2 separate regions of the Homo sapiens genome follow, and region 1 is linked to region 2. A link is an interaction called in ENCODE POLR2A ChIA-PET data of the cell type or tissue named here. Cell type or tissue: Panc1. All regions are shown on one strand. Each heading gives the region's core, and the rest is flanking DNA. Links, peaks and the distances in the headings are about the cores only.

Region 1 (11,429 bases), core at 1,915-9,914, 2.0 Mb after region 2:
AGATGGGGTTTCACCATGTTGGCCAGGCTGGTCTCGAACTGCTGACCTCAGGTGATCCACCCACCTTAGCCTACCAAAGTGCTGGGATTACAGGTGTGAGCCATTGTTCCTGGCCACCCTCACATTCTTTGTTTATGAAGTGGAACTTAAATATTCCTGCCAAATCTAAAGCTTTAAAATTTGGCATACCCTTTGATTCACTTACAGGAATTTATCCTAAAGAATTTATCCAAGTGGCATCACATTACCCAAATTCAAACCATACTACAAGGCTATAGTCACCAAAACAGCATAATATTGGTATGAAAATAGGAACATAGACTAATGGAACAGAATAGAGAACCCAGAAATAAAGCCAAATACTTACAGCCAACTGATCTTCGACAAAGCATATGAAAACATAAAGTAGGGGAAAGGACAACCTGTTCAACAAATGGTGCTGGGATAATTGGCAAGCCACGTGTAGGAGAATGAAACTGGATCCTCATCTCTCCTGTTATGCAAAAATCAACTCAAGATGGATCAAAGACTTAAATCTAAGATCTGAAACCATAAAAATTCCAGAAGATAACATTGGAAAAATTCTTTTAGACATTGACTTAGGCAAAAACTTTCATTACAAGAACCCGAAAGCAAATGCAATAAAAAACAAACAAAAATAAATAGATGGGACTTAATTACACCGAAAAGCTTCTGCACAGAGAAAGAAATAATCAGGCTGGGCGTGGTGGCTGATGCCTGTAATCCCAGCACTTTGGGAGGCTGAGGCAAGCGGATCACGAGGCCAGGAGATTGAGACCATCCTGGCTAACATGGTGAAACCCCGTCTCTACTAAAAGTACAAAAAATTAGCTGGGCATGTTGGCAGGCGCCTGTAGTCCCAGCTACTCAGGAGGCTGAGGCAGGAGAATGGCGTGAACCCAGGAAGTGGAGCTTGCAGTGAGCGGAGACCACGCCACTGCACTCCAGCCTGGGCGACAGAGCGAGACTCCATCTCATTAAAAAAAAAAAAAAAAAAATCAGCAGAGTGAACAGACAACCCAGAGCGGGAGAAAATCTTCACAATCTATACCTCCAACAAAAGACTAATATCTAGAATCTACAAAGAACTCAAACAAATCAGTAAGAAAAAAACAAATAATTGCATCAAAAAATGGGCGAAGGACATGAATAGACAATTCTCAAAAGAAGATATACAAGTGACAAACATGGAAAAATGCTCAATATTGCTAATTATCAGGGAAATGCAGATCAAAACCACAATGTAATATCACCTTACTCCTGCAAGAATGGCTGTAATTTAAAAAATCAAAAAATAATAGATGTTGGCATGGATGTGGTAAAAAGGGAACACTTTTACACTGTTGTTGGCAATGTAACCTAGTATAATCACTATGGAAAAGAGTATGGAGATTCCTTAAATAACTAAAAGTAGATATACCGTTTGATCCAGCAGTCTCACTACTGGATATCTACCAGAGGAAAATAAGTTATTATATGAAAAAGACACTTAACACATTACACTTGCATGTTTATAGCAGCACAATTCATAATTGCAAAAATATGGAACCAGTCCAAATGCCCATCAACCAATGAGTGGATAAAGGAAGTGTGGTATATATATACCGTGGAATACTACTCAGCCATAAGCAGCAACCTGGATGCAATTGGAGACTATTATTCTAAGTGAAGTAACTCAGGAGTGGAAAACCAAACATCATATGTTCTCACTTATAAGTGGGTACAGCATACACTGCTAGGGTGATGATGGGTGCACCAAAATCTCATAAATCACCACAAAAGAACTTATCCAGTAACCAAACATCACGCGTTCCCCAAAAACCTACTGAAATGAAAAGGAAGGAAGGAAAGGGAGGGAGGGAGGAAGCAGGGGGCGGGGAAGGGACGGGAGGAGGAGGGAGAGAAAGACAAAGAAAGAGAAAAAAAAAGGGAGGGAGGGAGGCAGAAAGAGAAAATGTGACTGGGCTCAGTGGCTCACGCCTGTAATCGTAGCACTTTGGAGGCTAAGGCAGGATGATCCCTTGAGTCCAGGAGTCTGAGACCAGCCTAGGCAACATAGCAATACCCTGTCTCTACACAAATTTTTTAAAAAATAGCTGGGTATGGTGGCACACACCTGTAGTCCCAGCTACTCAGGAAGCTTAGGCAGGAGGATCCCTTGAGCCCAGGAGTTTGAGGCTGCAGTGAGCTATGATCACCACTGCACTCCAACCTGGACAGTGGAATGAGACCCTGTCTCAACCAAAAATAAATAAGAAAGGAAAAAAATATTTGGGTTCTACTTCTACATATAAACCAGAAATCTTATTAATCATTGCAATTCATATACATGCTTGGATATGCACAGAATATCACTGAAAGCTAAATAAGGAACCGATAATAATGGTTGCCTCTGGAGAGAACTGCGAGGCTATCTGGTGGAGGTGAGAGGGAGACTTATGTTTATTGAATACTATATCATGACTTTAGATTATGTCGTGTACATAGTACCTGCTTGATTTTTTTTTTTAATTTACTTGATTATTTTTAAATTTGTGGCTTTTGGTTTAGCTTTTTTTTTTCTTTTGAGGGAGTTTCGCTCTTGTTGCCCAGGCTGGAGTGCAATGGCGCGATCTCGGCTCACTGCAATCACAGCCTCCCGGGTTTAAGCAATTCTCCTGCCTCAGCCTCCTGAGTAGCTGGGATTACAAGCATGGGCCACCATGCCCGGCTAATTTTTTTGTGTTTTTAGTAGAGACGGGGTTTCTCCACGTTTGGCTGGCTGGTCTTGAACTCCCAACCTCAGGTGATACGCCCGCCTCGGCCTCCCAAAGTGCTGGGATTACAGGAGTGAGCCACCGTGCCCGGCCGTGGTTTAGCTTTTATTCAGCATTTTATATAGGGAAAAAGCTTTTCATGTATAGATTAACCCACAGTCATTTCATATGGTTTGGCTGTGTCCCCACCCAAATCTCATCTCCAATTGTAACCCCTGTAATCCCCACATGTCAAGTGAGGGACCTGCTGGGAGGTGCTTGGATCATGGGGGTGGTTTCCCCCATAGTGTTCTTGTGATAGTGAGTGAGTTTTCAGGAGATCTGATGGTTTTTATAAGTGGGAGTTTTTTCCTGCGCTCTCTCTCTTTTCTCTTTCACGCCATCATGTAAGATGTGCCTTGCTTCCCCTTCATCTTCTGCCATGATTGTAAGTTTCCTGAGATCTCCCAGCCATGCAGAACTGTGAATCAATTAAACCTCTTTCCTTTCTAAATTACCCAGTCTCTGGTAGTATCTTTATAGTGTGAGAATGGACTAATACACATGTATATAGATGAGGAAACTGTTAAAAACCAGTCAAGAGTGGCATTACATTGTGCACTCAAATTAAAAACAGAAATTCCTTTTGAAAGTCATGTGTAGGCCAGGCACAGTGGCTCATGCCTGTAATCCCAGCACTTTGGGAAGCCAAGGCGGGTGGATCACCTGAGGTCAGGAGTTCAAGACCAGCCTGGCCGACATGGTGAAACCTCATCTCTACTAAAAATACAAAAAAATTAGCTGGGCATGGTGGCAGGCGCCTGTAACCCCATCTACTCGGTAGGCTGAGGCAGTAGAATCGCTTGAACCCCAGAGGTGGAGGTTGCAGTGAGCCGAGATCGTGCCATTGCACTCCAGCCTGGGCAACAAGAGCGAAACTTTGTCTCAAAAAAAAAAAAAAAGTCATATGTATATGTATGAATATATATATTTGTATAAACAGCTAGCTTATATACCAAAAATAATAACTATCTCTGAATGTGGCTAAGTGATTTTTTATTTTCTCCCTTTTACTTTTTTTTCTACATTTTTATAAGGAACATAGATCACTTTTGTAATTAGAAGGAAAGCCAGTTTAAAAGATGAAATCTTCCCATGACTTGAGCCCAGCTATCCCGATTGATTTATTTTCCCATTTCCTTGTAGCAAAAAGAATGTTTCCAGCTGCTACATTTAAGAGAGAGCTGGCCGAGCACGGTGGCTCATGCCTGTAATCGCAGCACTTTGGGAGGCTGATGCAGGCGGATCACGAAGTCAGGAGATCGAGACCATCCTGGCTAACACGGTGAAACCCTGTCTCTACTAAAAATACAAAAACAAAATTAGCCAGGTGTGGCGGTGGACGCCTGTAATCCCAGCTACTCAGGAGACTGAAGTGGGAGAATGGCGTGAACCCAGGAGGCGGAGCATGCAGTGAGCTGAGATCACGCCACTGCTCTCCAGCCTGGGCGACAGAGTGAGACTCTGTCTCAAAAAAAAAAAAAAAAAGCTACCAGACAGTTTGGCTTGCTGATTACACTGATAAAAATCCCAGATGAGGCCAGGCGCGGTGGCTCACGCCTGTAATCCCAGCACTTTGGGAGGCTAAGGCGGGCCGATCATCTGAGGTCAGGAGTTCGAGACCAGCCTCAACATGGAGAAACCCTGTCTCTACTAAAAAAAATACAAAAAATTAGCCGGGCGTGGTGGTGCATGCCTGTAATCCCAGCTACTCGGGAGGCTGAGGCAGGAGAATTGCTTGAACCTGGGAGGCGGAGGTTGCAGTGAGCCGAGATAGTGCCATTGCACTCCAGCCTGGACAACAAGAGCGAAACTCCGTCTCGAAAAAAAAACAAAAAAAAATCCCAGATGAGCAATTCTTCTTGTCTTCAATATGGTTAGACAATAAATTTGGGTTTTTTCAGTAGGTGCATCCAAACATTATCAGTTGATTGAAAACTAATTGATGTTAACTGAACTCATGAATGGCTGAATTATACCCAGATTAATAACGTATTAAAAAAAGGGATGTGCTTTTCTGGTGAACAAACAGCTCTGGCCCATCTTCAAAAGTTATTTGCTATTGCTTTATTTATTTAGCAGCGGTATGCTTTCTTCAAGCAACTGTGTTTTGTTTTGTTTTTATGGACAACCAATACATAACAGAAAACAAAGCTGCTCTGATTGAAGACAGACAACAGACCTGCCCAGCCTCAAGTTCCCCTTTCTTTCCCTTCCCCAAGATGTTCCCTAAGAGGGCTCCTCAGAATCCCCAAGACTTCAAAGAATGCAGTTTAACACCAACTCATTTGATGGTACCAAATGGATAAGCAGAAGATTGTTTGGTGAGCATAGACCTGAAGCAAACAAAATTAGAGGAATACTAAATCCAGATTCTGGGAAATGTCTGATGAGTTTTTCTAGTTCCACAATAGTACATGCCTCTCTGAGAGATAGGAATATACATTCCTGACAGAAAGAATCACTCTGCCTTCAACAGTGCTAAACAATAGTGGGCTAGTAAACCAGCTTGCTGAAAACAAACAAAATAACCCAAAAATCCCTGGTCTACAGCAATTTGGCATTTTCTGTGGTGTAGACACTCCCACAGTGGTCTATCAGCAGAATTTAACAACAGCTTGCAAAATTCCCAAATGTTAGTTCTTGTAAACCTCTACTAGCTGACTTTTGGCACGCACTGGCAGAAAACCGCTAACTAATTCTATTATATGTGTGCTCCACACAGAACCCAACCTGCTGTTTCTTCTTTATTTCTTCATACACTTGGGTTATAACATAGCTTATTAGGCTATAGCTTTCTTTGGGGATGTTCTTGCCTCAGTAATAAATCTGGATCAACTTTATAGGATGTAGGAGTTTCCTGAAACTCTAACAATCACATACCTACAAACCATCTCTGGATGGTTTCTGTAAAAGGCAAATCGACTTGTCATGTGTTAATTGTTACTGGCTTTGCTCAGAGAGCAGCCAGATAACAAAAGCCCCATTATTTATTGACAGCAGCGATTTCTGACAAATTTTAGACATCCCTTCGGCCTTGTGATTATTTCATACCTAAATGTCTTTTCTTCCCTTATGAATCATGCTGCTGTTTCTTCCTGGAGGCCAGATGGGCATTTTTTTTTTTTTTTTTTTTTTTTTGAGACAGAGTCTCGCTCTGTCTCCCAGGCAAGAGGGGCGATCTTGGCTCACTGCAGCCTCCGCCTCTCAGGTTCCAACAATTCTCCTGCCTCAGCCTCCCAGGTAGCTGGGATTACAAGCACACACCACCATGCCCGGCTAATTTTTGTATTTTTAGTAGAGACGGGGGTTTCACTGTGTTGGCCAGGCTGGTCTCAAACTCCTGACCTCAGGTGATCTGCCCACCTCGACTCTCCCAAAGTGCTAGGATTACAGGTGTGAGCCACCATGCCTGGCTGACAATTTTTAATAAATGTTTTGTTCACATGGCTCTGGAAGAATTGGACCTGGACAAATAATTGGGTTAGTCTAGTTTTACTGTTTTTCATTCAGTGCCTTAGTTTATACTGAAGACCTAGATGACAATTTCTGTTTTCCATAATAAAGTAGCTCCTGGTTCAGTTTTGTAAAGAGTTGTGTAAGATCAATTAACATTTTGTGCAGAATCACAGACACTGTAAAATATTTCTGCTTATCTTCTAGGCAATGCTAGCTAGCACTAGTGACTGATATGCTTTAAAAAACAAAACAAAACAAAAAAACCTTAACTGCCTCCCAAAATATCTTCACTACAGTTATATCAAGTTGCCTAAAATTCTCAGCCTAGCAGTCTCTTGTTTGAGGTAAATTACAATTCTCTGGGAGACTTTATAGCTGTGAAATATTTAACCTATGAGGGAAATACCTTTGCAGCTAGAAATACAATTTTCAGGTATTTGTGGATTCAATGAAAAAGAAATAAGCCACAAAGGAGAGATTATCATGAAGGAATGGTTTAGAGTTTGAAAGAATGATGTGTTCAGACTCTGGGCTGAATGAGGCACAGAGAGGCAACAAGCTTTGAAAGTAACAGAAGCAGTAATGGGAGGTGAGGGAGTGGAAGACAGATTTTAATTCTGTGACTTTTTTCCTACTGCTGGCTTTCGTTCTAGCACATACATGATTCTGGAAAATAAAGCATAGTGTTCTCTTTTCTAACTAAAGTGCTTTCATTTCTATTGGTATGGCAGCTGAAACTGAAAAGTGGATGACACCACTGTGAAAACCTACCAGCCCAGTACAGAGCCCTTTCTTCTATGAATTAGCAGCAATCATGAGTATTAGTCAACCTAGCACTCCTGGAAAGTCACCGGCATGTAATTGGATCAGGTGTCACCAATGATTACAGGAAGATGAAAGGTGATAGTAGCAAAATGAAAAAGAAATTTGACCTGAGGCATGCAGCCTGAAGCAAGTGGAAAGCCAAATCATATGTGTGGAATTGACTCTTCCAGTTAGCTCTCCAGAAAACTCCCTTATTGCCAGGAAGGCTTTAATTTGATTAGCAAAGGGCTGCAGGAAAAGGGCATGTGAAACCTTGAGGCTGGCTAGCTATCCTTAGCTCCAAACCAAATTAATTTTGGGAGATTTATCATAATTCCCTTGCTGCAGCACCTAAGCCCATCCTGAGTAAGCTTCCTGAAACTCAAAAGAATGCTGTGCCCTGGACCCTGTGTTTCTGCATGTAACTCTGGGTTCACTTCACTGCTGCCGCCTGTATCCCTGCCTCCCCAGCTTCCCACTGCCTGTCTACTTCACATCCTTATTGCACAGACACAATCTAGTCTCTTTTTTTTCTTTTTTGGAGTCTTGCTCTGTCGCCCAGGCTAGAGTGCAGTGGCACGATCTTGGCTCACTGCAATCTCCGCCTCCCAGGTTCAAGTGATTCTCCTGCCTCAGCCTCCCGAGTAGCTGGGATTACAGGCGCCCTCAACCACGCTCAGCTAATTTTTGTATTTTTAGTAGAGATGAGGTTTCACCATCTTGGCCAGGCTGGTCTCAAACTCCTGATCTCATGATACACCCACCTGGGCCTCCCAAAGTGCTGGGATTACAGGCGTGAGCCACCGCACCCAGCCTCTAGTCTGTCTTTTGCATTCCTCCCTAAGCACTCCTCTCCCTGCATTGGCTTAGCACATCATTCCCAACAACTCTCAAATTCTACCCTCCATGGTTTAATTGACCACTGTGAGAGCATCCCCCACCAATTCCCTACGTGACTGCTGGACGACCCTCATAGAGCCTGTCAGCATTGTGGGCAAGACCCTGGGGAAGTTTCTCATTTTACATATGAATAAACTAGATGCAGAGATGTTAAGTAACCTATTCACAGTCACAGAGCTGAAAAGAACAATAATAATAATAATTGCTATTATTTATTACCATTTGCTGAAACTGTGCTGAACAATTTACATACATTTTCTTAGAATGAGAAACCTAAGGTCAGTTCTGGCTTTCGAGTGCCACCCCAAAATATGCTGCTTCAGCTTCAGTATGCTAATTAGTTAGAACTGAGGGCTTTGAAGGAAGAATAGGAAGTTACGAAGAGGGAAGAAGGAAATGGGAGTGGATAAATGGAATGGAGGGCTTTGCAGCCAAAAGGAAGAAAATGAAAAAAGGATCAGAGAGTTGGGACAAAGAGCTTTCTGAAGGACTTTACAGTAATAAAGAGGTGCCATCTCTAGATGGAGTTAGTGGGGAGAAACCCAGATTCAGTATATGCCCTTGGGTAGGTCTTGTCACCTCTAAGGACTTTAGGTCTCTCTTTTGTAAAACAAAAGATCTGAAAAATAAACAGAAGGGCTGGACTAAACAATCTCTAAGGTAGTTTTTTTTGTTTGTTTGTTTGTTTTTTGAGATGGAGTCTCACTCTTGTTGCTCAGGCTGGAGTGCAATGGTGCGATCTCAGCTCACCGCAACCTCCACCTCCCGGTTTCAAGCCATTCTCCTGCCTCAGCCTCCCGACGAGCTGGGATTACAGGCATGCACCACCACGCCTGGCTAATTTTGTGTTTTTAGTAGAGACGGGTTTCTCCATGTTGGTCAGGCTGGTCTCAAACTCGTGACCTCAGGTGATCCGCCCACCTCAGCCTTCCAAAGTGCAGGGATTACAGGTTTGAGCCACCGTGCCCAGCCTTCTAAGGTAGTAGTTTTTTTTTTTTAAATAATTATTATACTTTAAGTTCTAGGGTGCATGTGCACAACGTGCAGGTTTGTTACATACGTATACATGTGCCATGTTGGTGTGCTGCACCTGTTAACTCGTCATTTACATTAGGTATATCTCCTAATGCTATCCTTCCCCCGTCTCCCCACCCCACAACAGGCCCTGGTGTGTGATGTTCCCCACCCTGTGTCCAAGTGTTCGCATTGTTCGATTCCCACCTATGAGTGAGAACATGCGGTGTTTGGTTTTCTGTCCTTGTGATAGTTTGCTCAGAACGATGGTTTCTAGCTTCATCCATGTCCCTACAAACCACATGAACTCATCCTTTTTTATGGCTGCATAGTATTCCATGGTGTATATGTGCCACATTTTCTTAATCCAGTCTATCATTGATGGACATTTGGGTTGGTTCCAAGTCCTTGCTATTGTGAATAGTGCTGCTGTAAACATACATGTGCATGTGTCTTTATAGCAGGATGATTTATAATCCTTTGGGTATATGCTCAGTAATGGCATGGCTGGGTCAAATGGTATTTCTAGTTCTAGATCCTTGAGGAATCACCATACTGTCTTCCACAATGGTTGAACTAGTTTGCAGTCCCACCAACAGTGTAAAAGCATTCCTATTTCTCCACATCCTCTCCAGCACCTGTTGTTTCCTGACTTTTTAATGATTGCCATTCTAACTGGCATGAGATGGTATCTCATTGTGGTTTTGATTTGCATTTCTCTGATGGCCAGTGATGATGAGCATTTTTTCATGTGTCTATTGGCTTCTAAGGTAGTATTTTTAAGCAGATGGGCCAAGAAACATTAATGTAACAGGAATGGCTTATGGGTAGGCTGCCAGTCATCTGGATGCCCCTGTCTGACATCGGTGTCTGTGCTCATTCTGATTGGTAGGTGCCTGTGCAGTAAAAGTTGTTAGTAATGTATTTGCTCTGGCTATAGATATGCAGAAGTATTGAGCCCTCAGCCCTCAGGGCAGCTGGAGGTCCTGAGCCTGCCATTTCTAATCACAAACCACCCTATTCATTTTTCATGATATGAAGACAAATATTAACTTTTATGAGAAACAATAACATCTCTTTCAGAGCTAACATTCTGTTAATCTGTAAGAGTATCATTTGCATTCTCTAGAGGGAGAGGTTTCATAACCCTCAGATAATATATGTGGGAGGCCATGGAAAAAACAAATAGGGAGCTCTCTTTGGAGAGTCTCAGGCAGAAAAGATGCTTATAGCAAAGGTAGAGAATTGGCAGGTAGCTGTACGAAGATTTCGCTTTTGGAGATGCATTAATTATTTTGCACTCGAATCACAATAATCATAAAGAGATAGTTCCTCCTAAAGATCTGGTAGAAGGTATAAGGTTTAGTAAATGGTGAATGAATGAATGAATGACCTATACTAAGTGTCTTTGTGCACCTAGAATTATGCCTGTAACCACACAGTTCCCTTGATATGTCTTCAGCTGGCCATTTATGTACATCTGTTGCCTCCACTAGACTCTGAGGGCTGCTTGATCAAGGACACACAGTCTATAGTACTTCGTTTTAGCAGCCCAAAGTGACTAAAACATGCCCCATGAGGGCAGAGACCTTATTGTCTCAATTACCACCGTATAACCACTATGTTGAAATAGTCACATAGTACCTTGCACACAGTAAGTGCTCAATTAATATTTGTTGACTTAAATAATTCAGTTCCATCTTTAAGTAGAATAGTGTAAAATACACTAAGAAAGACAATATTAATGTTGAAAATAGAATGTAAATAAGGTGAGCTGTATTTTTTGAGGTCCAGGCAATAAATAAAATTAGGCTCAAATATTTCTTTTTTTTTATTTTTTTCCTTTTTTCTTTTTTTTTTTTTTTTGGTCAGACAAGGTCTCGCTTTGTTGCCCAGGCTGGAGTCTAGTGGCACAATCTCAGCTAACTGCAACCTCCACCTCCCGGGTGCAAGCGATTCTCCTGCCTCAGCCTCCTGAGTAGCTGGGATCACAGATGCACGCCACCACGCCCGGCTAATTTTTTTTATTTTCAGTAAAGGTAGGGTTTCATCATGTTGGCCAGGCTGGTCTCGAACTCCTGACCTCAGGTGATCCACCTGCCTCGGCCTCCAAAGTGCTGGGATTACAGGCATGAGGCTTAAATATATCAAATGAAAAGTCTTTAATGAGGGAACTACTTAAAGAGTTCCTTCATGAAAGGACCAAGCAAAGAACATTGAGCCACCTAGAGCTTGCAACAGTGGGACTCTGTTACCATTTCTAAGGCTGAAGATGCAGGGGAGGAAATAGTGTTACCGGAGCACAGATAGTGCAGAGCTGGAGAGGATGGGCCATCTTGCAAGAGCTACAGCTGTGCAATGAAGCTGCCACTGTCAAAACCACAGAGCCCTCTTAACATTGCTTTTGCTGCATCCCAGAGATTTTGTTATGTTGTG
Region 2 (8,000 bases), core at 1-8,000:
TATTTGAGAGCCTGAGGCAAGAGGATCATTTGAGCCTGGGAGGAGGCAACTGCAGTGGGCTGAGATCATGCCACTGCACTCCAGCCTGGGCAACAGAGCAAGACTTCACCTCAAAAAAAAAGTATGATATGTTAGAGAACTGAAAACCGGTATTGTCATCACCACTATGGGACTCTGACTGAGTTATTTTACCTTTCTAAACCTTTCTTTCCACATTTGTAAAATGGCTAAAAATGCCCACTTCAAAGGATTAAATAATGCGTATAAACCATTTGGTATGTATAGGCCCTCAAATGGTAACTACTGTCCTCCTCATCCTCCTTATCATCCTTATCCCCATGAGTAGTGCATGGATATGTCAAAGGTACAAAATTTCTAAAACTATGTCTTCTTTCTGTCCTCTGCTGTATCAGATGTTTCTTTTGAGGTAAAGTTCTACACCTTTCATTTTCTTTCCTTATCAGTACTCTTAGCAGAAAAGGATATACAGCAGGAAGCAAAGCATGGAAAGGTGAATTCCAAAGTGGAAATAACTATGCTGAAGGAAAATGGAAGGTGTGACATAGATAACCACCCTATGTCCTCCTTTAAGCAGTTCAAATATTCAAGTCATATTATTTTAACTTGATGTTGACTTGAGAAACTATTTAGGTAACAATTTTTAGTGGAAATATCCAGATGTTTGAGGTGGCATCAGAAACCCCAGGAGGGACTTTTCAGGCCTGTCACACCAGAATATACTGGTATATTACAATATACCGGGCACACCAGAGGTATATTGTAAACATCTATTTTGTTTAAAGCAAATAACTGTGGCATAGTTCAATAATAATAATAATAATAATGCTGTGAATAGGTTAATTACAACTCTACCTAAAATGGAAAAATATAAAAATGTTTCTATAACATGAAAGAAAGCAGTAGACCATGAGAGATAAAGAAATAGAGGACACATCCTAGAAAGTTCATTATGATCAGACTAACAAAGCACTGTGACTATCTCCAAAGCACCTGGAAATGGCTTCATCACACAAAATCTCCATGTGATGGAATATTTCTCATAGAATAGAATTTTTAACTGTAGCTATTTCTAAAGTTAAAGCTAAAACCAGGCATTAGGAAGTTAAGGATGAGTTGCAGTACACAAAGTTATTAACCTTTCTTAAGCCAATCAGTTATGGTTTGGGAAAACCATATCTCGAAATAGTTCCCATTTGTTGAGTGTCTACAAAGTGTCATATATGTACCAGCTGTTTTATTTGTATTATTTAATCATTATTTAATCCTTTGTCCTTCAGAAATAAACACTGTTTCGTGGTTACGTTTATTTCTTACCATGTGGTTTTTTGATATGATGATTGAAAGAAGATACTTCTTGAATTAAGAAATATACTACCCAGATTGTAAAATATGTAAATCGACCAGCACACTACAAAAGAAAAGTTGATACCCAGTTTCTCTTGCTGGTATAAACTGAATCCCACTTCTTTCCTAACTCAGTACAAGAATCCTCAGAAGCAAGAAAGCTTAAATAAGTTTTCTCAATTACATTTTTTAAATTACCTGAACTCTCAGCTTTGCAGCATCCATCTTTTTACGAAACTCTTTCTGTAATTTTACCTTCATTGCAACATCAGAAAGATCTTTGTTTTCCAGCTCCTGTAGCTGCTTTTGTGTTTCAATCAGTTCGACTTTTGCCTGTTCTGCATCATGCTCTAGCTTTGTTACTTTCAAAGAATACTGCTTGCTTACAGACTTGGCATCATTACCTTAACCGTAATAATAATTATTATTAGTATAAATTATGTAAAAAGAAGTTAAACATCCAAAACATAAAAATACTCTACTCTAAAATCCAGCCAGGCAGTGATACTATTTAAGGCATAGCATTAAAAACCCAGTTGTCCCCACCCACCCCCATCAAACACAGCTTGCCATCAGGCCTCTTAATAATTAGTTCCTTAATGACTGTTCCCATCTGCTGCCAGTCAGTCTCACTGGTTCAATGTTTGGCGTTTTAGAGTGACATCTCTGGTCCTCTGAATTTGTAGTTGAGCTTTGCTGGCATCAAACTCAGTTAAGAAGGATATTTGGAGTGACTGTTTGTCCTCTTGCTTAGTATACTCCAGCCTCCTGCTACCAATAATCTGTCTGCTTGAATTCCTTTTTTAAATTATTATGAAAATTTTAAAATACAACAAAAGAAATAATAAAATGAACCGCCATCACCCAGATTTAAAAGTTATCAAGATTTTGTCACAGCTGCTTCAAATATGCCTATTGTTTTACTTTGCTTAAATATTATAAAGCAATCCCAAATGTCATTCATCTCACCTATACATACTTCATTTTGTTAAATTCCTCTTTTTACTTATACATACTGCAATCGGCATTCACACAAAATATGGACATAACCAAAAAGTCATTATCACACTAACAATATTAACACCAATCAGTCCATATTCAGACTTCCCCAATTGCCTCAAAATGTGTCTCACAATTGGTTTATTTAAATCAGGATCTAAACAAGGTCCACAATACATTTGATTTGTTATGTCTCTTAAGAATCTTTTCATCCAAAGCTAACTCTCTCCTTTTTCACTAACCCGAACTTATTCAAGATTAATTCCTTTTAAATTCTTTTCTTATTAATATATAGAAGAGAAAAAATAGAATAAAGATATTTCTATATCTCTTGATTCTAAATCCAGCTAGTGACCCTAAAAGCTTGGTTTTGATTTGCTCTGAATAGGCAACCGTCCCTGAACTAGACTGGCAAACTCGTGGCAGTAGAAAACAGGAGTCTAAAGCTCAGAGGATGAATAATCACCAGAGACAGTTTATTATACTATTTATTTATTTAGACAGAGCCTCGCTCTGTCACCCAGGCTAGAGTGCAGTGGTACAATGTCAGCTCACTGCCACCTCCGCCTCCTGGGTTCCAGCAATTCTCCTGCCACAGCCTCCTGAGTAGCTGGGATTACAGGCACACGCCACCATGCCCAGCTAATTTTTGTATTTTTAGTAGAGACAGGGTTTCACCATGTTGGCCAGGCTGGTCTCGAACTCCTGACCTCAAATGATCTGCCCACCTCGGCCTCCCAAAGTGCTGGGATTACAGGCGTGAGCCACCGTGCCCAGCCTATTATACTATTTATATAGCTGGTTATACTGCTATCCAAAAATACTCATCATTTTTTTATAAAAGTTATTTAACTAAATGCAGTGTGAACTGTCCTCTGACTCTAATTTATGATTACTTGACTAACTTTAAAATACATACAACTACTATATTTTAACAAATCATTTTGGACTATTCATTAATTGTTCAACACACCAATATTTTATGAACCACTAAAAAAATATACAGTGCCAATTACAACATGTTTATTTTATTTTTTTGAGACGGTCTTGCTCTGTCACCTAGGCTGGAATGCAGTGGTGCAATCATGACTCACTGCAGCCTTGACCTCTGGGGCTGAATCAGTCCTCCTACCTCAGCCTTCCAAGTAGCTGGGACTACAGGCGTGTGTCACCATGCCCAGTACGCATCAGTAGTTTTTATAAATTTTTTTTGCAGTGTATTAGAATTGATAAAATATAGTATAGATGTCCTGTTATTATTAGTTGGCAGAAGTAGCTGCTATTCAAGAAAAGTCTTCAGTGAGAGAGCATTAAGGGCATTAAGTTTTTTGTGTTGTTTTTTTTTTTTGACATTTTTTAAGAAGCATCCTCTGCTTAGCTACTTTCCCAAAGCTTTTTCCTTTCTCATTCCTAGTGACATATGTGCTATGCATCATCCTAGCTCCAGTTATGCAGATGTTTAAATGAGTTTGGCCATGCTGCTTCCCCACAGGCAGGATCAAACACCAGTTGACCCCTCTTAGGAGTATCTAGGAGCTGATCTAGAATGGTTTCTCCATTCCCAAGATTTCAGGGTACTGCCTGTGGAAGTTGAGGATATTTACCCAATAGAATCAATGACTTTCTTTCAGAAAGGTTATCTTACTATGGATCTCATTAAACAAGCATGTGTTTGTAGCCTGGTATACCCAACGTGGTTGTTTTAAAATAGAGGATACCAGAGCTTATACAGAGAAGACCCTTTTCTTGCTCATTAGAACCAAGGGCAATTTGGAGCTTTCCTAAAAATCCTCAGAGATGGTGACTAACAAAAGTTGTCAGTGAGTGCTTACTTTTCAATGCCCTCTCACTGAAGACTTCTCTTGAATAGCAGCTGCTTCTGCCAACTAATAATAACAGGACTATATTTTATCTATTTTATAGATAAAATATCTATACTATATTTTATCAATTCTAATACACTGTCAAAAAAAAATTATAAAAACTACTGACGCATACTGGGCATGGTGGCACACGCCTGTAGTCCCAGCTACTTGGGAGGCTGAGGTAGGAGGATTGGTTGAGCCCCAGAGGTCAAGGCTGCAGTGAGTCATGACTGCACCACTGCACTCCAGCCTAGGTGACAGAGTGAGACCCTGTTTCAAAAAAATAAAATAAACATGTTGTAACTGGTACATTAAGTGCCACAGAATTTCAGCACAATGCAGAGTTCACACCAGTTAGAACAATTCAGAGGTGAAATCCCAAAACAACAAAATTCTTCTGATAACTAACCTCCACATATTGGCCTAAAAACTCACCTTGTTACACCAATCCAAGCTAAGTGGATAGACCTGAGCTTCAAAAACTAAAGTAACTGTTACCACATCAGAAGCAATTTTAAGAAGTTTTCTTTCTCATTTAAGCTGGTTCACAAGATACTATTACCTGTTTTTATTAATTCTTTAATCAGATCTTCCTTCATCTTGATGTTAATTGTAAGTTCTCTCATTTTTTGTTTAGCTTCAGTAAGTATGCGTTCTGAATTCTTTAATTTTTGCAAATTCAATTCTTGACTCTCCTGGAGACAATCAATCTTTAAATCTTTAAAAAAAAATGGAGAAATAAAACTATCTGCTGGTAAAATATTCAACAGAAGTAGAGTTAAAAAAAGAAAAGCAGACTCAAAAGCAATTTAGAGGTGGCAGTGGAAGAGACAAAAAGGAAGGGGAGGAAAAAGGGGAAAAAATACACAGCAATTGGGACTCTAGCATTCCAGCTTACAGTAAGAGTTTTTATTTTCTTACAAATTAATACATGTATGTATATATTCTTTCTTAATATCCCATAAGTTCAGACACACAGTTTTTCATTGCCTTTAACATGAGTTATTTGAGATAGGTATAAAATTTCCAGATGGAGAGAGGGGTGAATTTGTTTCCTATCAACTTCTACTTTTACTGTAATTGGAGAATGCAGACTATACCAGGCTACTCAGAGTGTGGTCTAGCACTGTTTGTTACTGTCCTGCACCAGAATGTAAATCAACTATGTCACTAAGCACACTGCTTTAGTTCAGGTGACATTTTTTTCATAGCCAGACTTTCTCAAGGAAGGAACTAGTGTAAGCTCATTTACATTCCGACGTAAGTTTTTTTCCTGGTTGCAGAGCAGTAACAAACAGCTCAAGCATGGCTGCTTGAGTAGCATTTACCTTTATTATTTCCACATTTTGAAATTTATTTTAGTTATACTTAAATTTTTGGCTCATAAAGCCACGTATAGGTTCTTAAAGAGATGCTCTATATTTTCAAAGTGTAGCACTTGTATTATCCCTATTCCCTTATTTTTTGTGGGTCAACCACGCATTGACCAAGAGAGATGAGTTAACAAAATCTCCTACTACCGGCTGGGCACAGTGGCTCATGCCTGTAATCCCAGCACTTATTGATGCATAAAAATTCTTAGCAGTTGTGTACTAAAACATTACCAACACCCAGTACACTAATTGGGCTCTAATGCCAAATACATCATTGATGTTAGGCACAAGTCCCAGTGAAGGAGTAGACACCTAGTACAATTATTTATACTGTATTTTAACATCATCAGGAATACAAAGCATATCAATTCAGGTCTGAATATAAAAATCCTTATTCTGAGGGAGTTAGCCTATATCTCTCGCTATAATTAATTGATAGAAAATCTTTTTTTATTAAGGAGTAAAAGAGTAAAAGAGGTAAAACAGAGAACATAAAAGAAGTTCTACCAACTAGGAAAGCATTTGTACCAAATTCTGGTCTTTGAGAATTCCTGGATGTTTCTTAAATTATCAACTGAGGAAAAAGATAAGTGTCCTATAACCATTAGGTCTACATTATTTAAGAAGATCTATGTACCTTCATTCTCCAAATCTGACTTTTGTGTTTCATCCTGAGTATCACTCAATTCAACAAGGGAACAAACAGAGTCTGGCTTCTGAATCCATGAACGACTTCTACATCTTAAAAAAAAATCAGAAAGTTAACTTATTTGTTCGTGTTTTCTAATCTGCCCTCAAATTAGTTTCCCCGAAAAGTGAAAGTAATGTTAAAAAAATTATTAGTTACATATAAAAACAGAATGTTACTAATATTGCTCAAAATAAAAGGATGCCCCCCCCATCCATGTTGAATCCAGTAGAAAAGTCATGTTTGTTGCCAACGTGGCAGCAGAATAAGGAAATCCAAAAAAAAAAAAAAAAAAAAACCTCTGAAAATTAGAATCTCATTACTATAAAAGCTCTAAAAGCAAAATTATTTTTCAGTTATAAGACTGATGACTTGTGTTCAAATACTATTTTCATAACACATTAGATGATAGTACTTTTAGCAAAAGTTACCTACTCTTCTATTAAACATAAAAGATATACTCCAATGGAAAAAACCTACACTTCTATATTTATTGCAGCATATAATTCTAAATATTTATTAAATCAGTGTATATTTAACATACCTAGTTCCAGATTTCTCTTGGCCTTCTGATTCTTCATCATCACTGTTATCAGAAAATTGGCAGTGGAGGACCTTATCTTGTTCTTCTATGTGACCCAACAGCATCTGACTTCGTGTTCGAAATCCAGCAAATATTCGATCCAGAGAGTACATAGGCGGACTTGTGTGGACCTTGCAAGTGATTCCCCCACCCAACAACAAAAAAAGTGATATTTTAAAAGTCTAATTTTATCCTATTACTCTAAGTGCTTTTAAAGGGGTTATTAGATTGGCACTCTTAAAATAGCCAATCACTGGAAAATGCTCCCCTCAAACAAAGGTCAAAATTAATTTAACAATACTGTTGTGCCTCACAGACAAATACTTCTTTCAGAATCCACACAGCTCCTTCTCTTCTGGACAACTCTTCTATCTTCACTTACAGAAAACAGTATTCAAAAATGAAACCAAAAGAACGCATGGAAAACATCCTAGCTCTTAAACACAACACAGACACACCCCAACAAATGTACCCTCTTCCCCATCTTCCCAGTTCAGAACACCTGGAGAACTGTGGTGCTGCCGCCAAAGGTCTGCATCCCCTCCAATCCAAATCCTACCACAGGAAGAAACCCAGAGCCGTCTCCACTCCCTCTGCCAGGGCAATATTCCTAATCTGAATACCACAATGTATATACTTATTCTTTATACATGGTAGTTAGGTATAGCTGAATTAAGGCTCTAGGAAAAATATTTAATATATGTCATAGGACAAATAAAATCGTATGGCTAGCCTGGGAGTTTTCTATAGTACAACATTCTTCTATTGGAAATGCACTTTAAATTCTCAAAAAAAAATGACCTTGGAAAACAACAACAATAAATTAGAAATTGCCTTTATACCTTTGTTCTGGTTTCTATTACAAAATATTTCCTCTGCACCATCTCTGTAACCAAATCTCAAGATGACTTCTCTCAAAAGGCAATAAAATCTTAGAGGAGACAGTCCATTTATCAATATAAATTATTATAAGCTGTTAAAATTATAACATATAGTGGAATATGAGTATCACACAGTGTTTAGGATTTAATCACTTGACAATAGGCCCCCGTCATGTATTCTCTCCTAAAAAATCCTACCTGATTCTGAAAATCATCTTATATCTGATTTTTGTGCTTCTGCTGTCA

The links. Peaks named below come from ENCODE experiments on the same cell type or tissue, not always from the same donor. Only the 100,000 strongest peaks of a DNase experiment are listed, where the experiment ranks them.
Region 1: POLR2A ChIA-PET joins it to region 2 with 6 read pairs; 2 of 35 experiments call an interaction of 5 or more read pairs at or near these places.

What each region holds. Positions count from the first base shown.
Region 1 is chr9:85,852,788-85,864,216 of GRCh38, forward strand. No RefSeq gene overlaps it. Among named protein-coding and RNA genes, the nearest start is that of NAA35, 83 kb to the right of the region's middle. In Panc1, for the core only: no CTCF peak of the experiment used is centred there; no DNase peak of the experiment used is centred there.
Region 2 is chr9:83,882,250-83,890,249 of GRCh38, forward strand. KIF27 (kinesin family member 27) reads right to left here. Exons shown (of 18, transcript NM_017576.4): 7 at 6,835-7,004; 8 at 6,240-6,343; 9 at 4,792-4,947; 10 at 1,564-1,769. Among named protein-coding and RNA genes, the nearest start is that of KIF27, 35 kb to the right of the region's middle. In Panc1, for the core only: no CTCF peak of the experiment used is centred there; a DNase peak (open chromatin) is centred at 3,452.